Regions from separate parts of the Homo sapiens genome. Here region 2 is linked to region 1. Evidence: chromatin loops called from intact Hi-C (ENCODE). Cell type or tissue: mammary epithelial cell. All regions are shown on one strand. Each heading gives the region's core, and the rest is flanking DNA. Links, peaks and the distances in the headings are about the cores only. Region 1 has its middle 29 kb from the start of NSFL1C. Region 2 overlaps C20orf202 (chromosome 20 open reading frame 202).

What was found. Hi-C counts contacts between places; a loop is a spot of excess contacts. Peaks named below come from ENCODE experiments on the same cell type or tissue, not always from the same donor. Only the 100,000 strongest peaks of a DNase experiment are listed, where the experiment ranks them.
Region 2: a loop joins it to region 1, with 4 times the contacts of the local background. A loop is called at or near these places in 10 of 110 quality-filtered maps.

What each region holds. Positions count from the first base shown.
Region 1 is chr20:1,435,977-1,438,788 of GRCh38, forward strand. No RefSeq gene overlaps it. Among named protein-coding and RNA genes, the nearest start is that of NSFL1C, 29 kb to the right of the region's middle. In mammary epithelial cell, for the core only: a CTCF peak has its summit at 1,507 (motif pointing left); a DNase peak (open chromatin) is centred at 1,505.
Region 2 is chr20:1,208,195-1,211,006 of GRCh38, forward strand. C20orf202 (chromosome 20 open reading frame 202) reads left to right here. Exons shown (of 2, transcript NM_001394958.1): 2 at 1-882. Among named protein-coding and RNA genes, the nearest start is that of C20orf202, 6.1 kb to the left of the region's middle. In mammary epithelial cell, for the core only: a CTCF peak has its summit at 1,444 (motif pointing right); no DNase peak of the experiment used is centred there; H3K27me3 peaks cover 341 bases.

The DNA.
Region 1 (2,812 bases), core at 195-2,694:
GCATCCCAGGCATCTCCAAAAGACAGTAATGAGAATCCAACCCGACAGTGAAGGGAGCCATGCCCATCAGGGAAGTTGGTGCAATTGGAAGGAAGGAAGGAAAGAAGAGGTGATCCAATCAGCATATTTTTTCTTTGAGAACATGAATAACAATATTCATCAATTTCTCATACCCACAAAAATGTTCTAAAAAAAACAGAGAAAGCAAGTTAGAAAATCCGCAACCATAGCAAGCAGTATCCTAAAGAAACATAATTATGTGCTCACATACCTGAAAAATGAACAGGTTATATTATATAGATTTTACCAACTCATCAAAGATTGGCCACATACGATGAAGACTTTGAATACCATCCTGAAGTAGGAATAACTAAAATTTGCATAGATGTTATGATCAGATCATTATGAATAAGATGCTAGTATTCATCATTCCAGGAAACCCTAAGCTGGAAACATTCAACATTCAAGCCTAAGTTGGATATTATTCAACACTTTATGCACAAGTAAATGTTAAGGGAGGCAATATGCAGAGTGATTAAGAGTACAAGCTCCGAAATAAACATACTAAGGTCAAATTTATCGCCAGGCACGGTGGCTCACACCTGTAATCCCGGCACTCTGGGAGGCCGAGGTGGGCGGATCACCTGAGGTCGGGAGTTTGAGACTAGCTTGGGCAACATGGCAAAACCCCATCTCTACTAAAAAATACAAAAATCAGCTGGGTGTGGTGGCACATGCCTGTAATCCCAACTACTCAGGAGGCTGAGGCTGGAGAACTGCCTGAACCTGGGAGATGGAGGTTGCAGTGAGCTGAGATCATGACACTGCACTCCAGCCTGGGTGACAGAATAAGACTCCGTCTCAAAAAAAAAAAAAAAAAAAAAAGAAAAAACTAAGGTAAATTTATCATAAAATTGTGGACTTGCACATGCTGGCTAGGTGGAATAGGCATGTTGCTTAACCTCTCTCACCCTCATATCTAAAATAGAATTAAAAATGGTACCTGTCTTATAGGGCTTGCCTGAGGATTAAATGGGATGATTCATGAGAAATATGTAGTTAATAATGTGGTACAGAAAAATACTCAATAAATAGTATTCATGGGCTGGGCGCGGTTGCTCATGCCTGTAATTTCAGCACTTTGGGGGGCTGAGGCGGGTGGACTACCTGAGGTCAGGACTTTGAGACCAGGCTGGCCAACATGGTGAAACCCCCTCTCTATTAAAAATACAAAAATTAGCTGGGCGTGGTGGTGCGTGCTTGTAATCTTAGCTACTTGGGAGGCTGAGGCAGAAGAATCTCTTGAGTCCAGGAGGCAGAGGTTGCAGTGAGCCAAGATCGCACCACTGCCCTCCAGCCTGTGCAACAGAGTGAGACTCTGTCTCAAACAACAACAACAACAACAACAAAACAACAACAACAACAACTGGTATTAATGCAAACAAAACCACACTGTGAATCCACTGCTCACTTACCTGACAGGCAAATGCTCACAGCGCACCCTGCTGGCGAATCTGTGGGAAAACAGGCTCTCAAGTCCACTGCGGGTGCAAGAGTAAATAGCACTTACACATCTGGGAATTTACTCTTTACACATTTGCATATACAAGCTTTGCCACTGTAGTACTGTTTGTAACAGCAAAACCCAGGAGACACCCACATGTCCTTCACAACAAATGACCTCCAAAATCTACTGTTAAATGGAAAAAGATGTAGATAGTGGTGGGCAGGCTGACACACTTGTGAATAAGAATCGCTGCAGATCTATTGGATCTAAGATGCCAGGAGTGACAAAGCCACCATTAATTTATATGCCACTAAGAAAGACCATTGCTGATTAAATTGGCACAATGCTTAGAATTTTATATTTGAGAACTCATTTAGACTTATTTAGACATGAATTTATATCATATCAACTTTGGGCACAAATAAAAAGGAAACATATAGACAAAATAAATATGTTAAGGTATTAGGTGACACCAGGACTGCCTTCTTGTATGATGCATTCTGATTTCAGAGTTGCTAAAATATGGGAAACAATGGATGCCTCAGAATAGACAGAGAGTATCGGCTTGTATTTAGGAACTCTGCAAGGACAACTAAGAAACTTATAGTGGGGAGGGAGGGAGGGAGGGGAAATTGGGCAAATGGCATGGATAAGAAGGGAGGTATCTAAGACATTTTTTGGCACCATGTAAATATATTACCTATTTAAAAGTAATTTTTTTTAAAAAGGCCATTCCCAGGTCATAGTCAAGATTTTGAACTTCATTTAGAAGTACAGCTTCTTCCCTCTCTCAGGGGCAGGGTCGCAGGGGACATGGGGAAGGGCCTGCTGGTTTCCTGTGGCCGGTGCAGATGCTCTGGGCTTCCCTCTAGGGTGCACTTGTTGGTTCTTCAGATCTTGGTTCACTTCCCTTGAGGAAGCCAATAGATTCTCTAGCTGGCTGCTTGTAACTCCTCCCTCAGTCCTGCAACCCAAGGTCTATCTTGCACTAAGGTCCCTCTGTCCTTCCAGAGCAAGACCCAGGACAGTCCAGTCTGGCTGCCTCATGGGTCCACATTTGGCTGATGGGACTTATAGCACAAGCTCCTTCACACCAAGTTCTCTTTGCTTCATCAGCCTCTTGCTTTCAAGATTGCTCAGGTGTGAGGTGGGTGCCTGGCACCTTCGTCATCTCCAAGCTCTTGAGTGGTCTCCTTGAGACACCAATCCCTAGGCTGAGGGAGAAGGAAAGCTCCCCCTTCCCCTGTGCACTCAAAGCCCTCCAGTAACTTCCTTTAAAGAAAACTCTTCTCAGAGCTCCAACTT
Region 2 (2,812 bases), core at 217-2,716, 230 kb before region 1:
CAGTCATAACTGAAAAATTGTATCTGCCTATAAGAAAGACTAAAACAGAAAAGGTGAAAATAAAAAAGTCATGGTGTTAAGATGGTCTGATGATCGGTAGCCCTTTTTGTTTTTGAAAATCTACCTGTATGTTGCTAGAACATTGTTTTTATGGCTTTGAAAAAGTAAATCGATTGCATGTAGAGGCAGAGTGGAGGGGGTGCATTATAAGTATAATGTTTGTAGTCAGATCAACCTGTGATTTTTGTATTTGGTAATATAAATGATACCTGCTCTGTGATGCTGGAGCTGGGTCCCTGCAAAGCACCTTTTGGTGTTACCAGCTGCTCCCTGTTAGAGTTTGTTAGGCTTTGCCAATATACAGCATGGAGTTAGACTACAAGTCTAGAGGAGAGAAAAGGGGCTTGCTCCTTCTTCTTGTTTCCCTGTGGGCTTCCTGTTCCTATGAGCATCTCCCAGCAATGTTTCTTCACAACAGGCAGCAATTCCTTCATGAAGCACCAGACTTCTCCAGGATCCAGGTTCCAGACTCCTGGGGCCCCTTCCAGGAGCTCAGAGACATCAGCTTCAGATGCCAGTCCCTCCTCCCCTGAAGTGTGGGTCCCTGCCTTACCTACCTGGCCCTTTCCTGAGCTCAGAGACACCAGCCCCAGCTGAGCTGAGTTCCTTTCTCAGATAGCTGAATTTAAACTCCAGGGAATTCCTCCTGTAAGTTTTAAAGTTTGATAGTTTCTGCCTCTTTTCTTTGTTCCCTCAGCCCTGGAGATGGCAGATGCTTGCTGCAATTCCTACCTTAAAGTTCTTTTTATAACCTTTCAGTCACCCAGTTAACAACTTTATACCTAGTTAGCAATTCTTTATATTAAATTTTCTGTGTTAAAATAACTGGTGTGGTTTCTGTCTCCTACCTGTCCCAGACTGACACAGCTTTTTGCTATTATTACCAATTGCCACTGTAACCATTCTTGGTTACACTGGAAAGGCTAATGAATGGCACCTTATTATTGCTGCATGATTATGTTCTGATTTGTGAAACTATGACTATTACAAATGGACAAGCTGATTAGCCACTATTATCTTGAGAGACATCTGCCTGGCCATGCAAAGTAGAAATGACATTGCTCTCCCATGCCCGATGCTAATCACTAGCACCCTCTGCCTCTCCCTGATTTCCACATTTGGGCCCAAAGACCAAAAACCCCTGCCAACCCCTCCATCTCCAATCTGGGAAGATAGACCTAGAGCTCCAGAACCTGCCCTTCTGGTGGGATATTTGTTGTTCTCCAAGACCCTACATTTGGAACCAACGTTCACTTCCTGATCCTAGGTCAGAGAAAGCCAAAGCTGAGCCCAGATGCTGGACAAGGAGTTGGGATGGAAATTACATCTTCAGCGTTGGTCCTAGAGGTCTGGGTGGGAAATCATGGCCATGCAGGACAGTGAGCACCAGAGGGAGCATGTGGATCATGGTCTCAGGAAAACCCAGGGTTTTCTCTGCTAAGGCAGCAAAAACAGGACTGCACACCTAAGCCTAGCATCCAGGATGAAGAGAGGAGGGGACAGAGATGGAAAAAGGATTCATGAGGTCAGAAGCTAAAAATTTAGGAGCAAGAACAGTTCAAGATGTGAAACCTAGAGTGAGTCAGGGCAGGCAAGGCAGGGCTTACTTACACTGTGACTGATTAGAAATGATCTAATCTCTCACACCTTTACATGAGAGCCAGCTTCCAGTCCTGGGTCAGCTGTGACACCTTACAGAGCCCATGTGTTGTGGTGTATATTGATGTGTAACAAACTGCCTCCAAACTTAAACACAGCAATCCCTTTATTATTGCAACAGCCATTTATTATTGTTGTAAATTATGTTTCCCATAGTTCTGGGCTCAGCTGAGCGGTTCTTGGCTTTGGGTCTCTCCAATGATTGCAGTCAGGTGGTGGCTGCAGCTCGATTTATCTCAAAGGCTTATTTGTTGCCCTCTGGCAGGTGATGCTGGCCTCAGCTGAGGCTGTAAGATGGAATGCCTATACATGACCCTCCAGGTGGCTGGGCTTCCTCACAGCACTGTGTCAAGGGTTGGGCTTTACTTTCCAGTCTTTCTGCATCTTTTCAGGTCCACTCCCACTGCTAAAGATTTTACTCTCCTGCTATTTCTTTAAGTCGCAGTTTATAGAGAGGGAATCTGATTGGTCAGCTTAACTTTTGACACCTGGACATATCATAGGTTATTGGTATAAAGGAGGTTTATTTTTGTCTTCCACTTCTTCCTCCTTCTTCTTCCGTCTCTTCTCCCTCTTTCTCCTTTTCCTCTTCATTATCATCATCCTCATCATGATCATCATACATAGGTAATTAAAAGGGAGGACTTTGACATCAGGCTGCCTAGGTTTGAATACCAGATCTGCATCTTATCAGCTCTCTAACCTTGGGCATATAGCATAACTTTTCTGTGCTTCAGTTTGTTCTTCTATAAAGTGGGGATAATAACAGAAATTACCTCATAGGACTATTGAGCAAATGCAATGAGTCAACATGTTCCTGGAACATAAGCAGTGCTCAGTAAATCTTAGCAATTATTATTAATAATGACAGCTACCATTTTATTTTATTTTACTTTAAGTTCTGGGATACAAGTACAGAACATGTAGGTTTGTTACATAGGTATACATGTGCCATGGTGGTGTACTGCACCTATCAACCCGTCATCTCGGTTTTAAGCCCTGCGTGCATTAGTTATTTGTCCTAATACTCTCCCTCCCCTTGCCCCCCACCCCTGACTGGCTCTGGTATATGTTGTTCCCCTCCCCTGTGTCC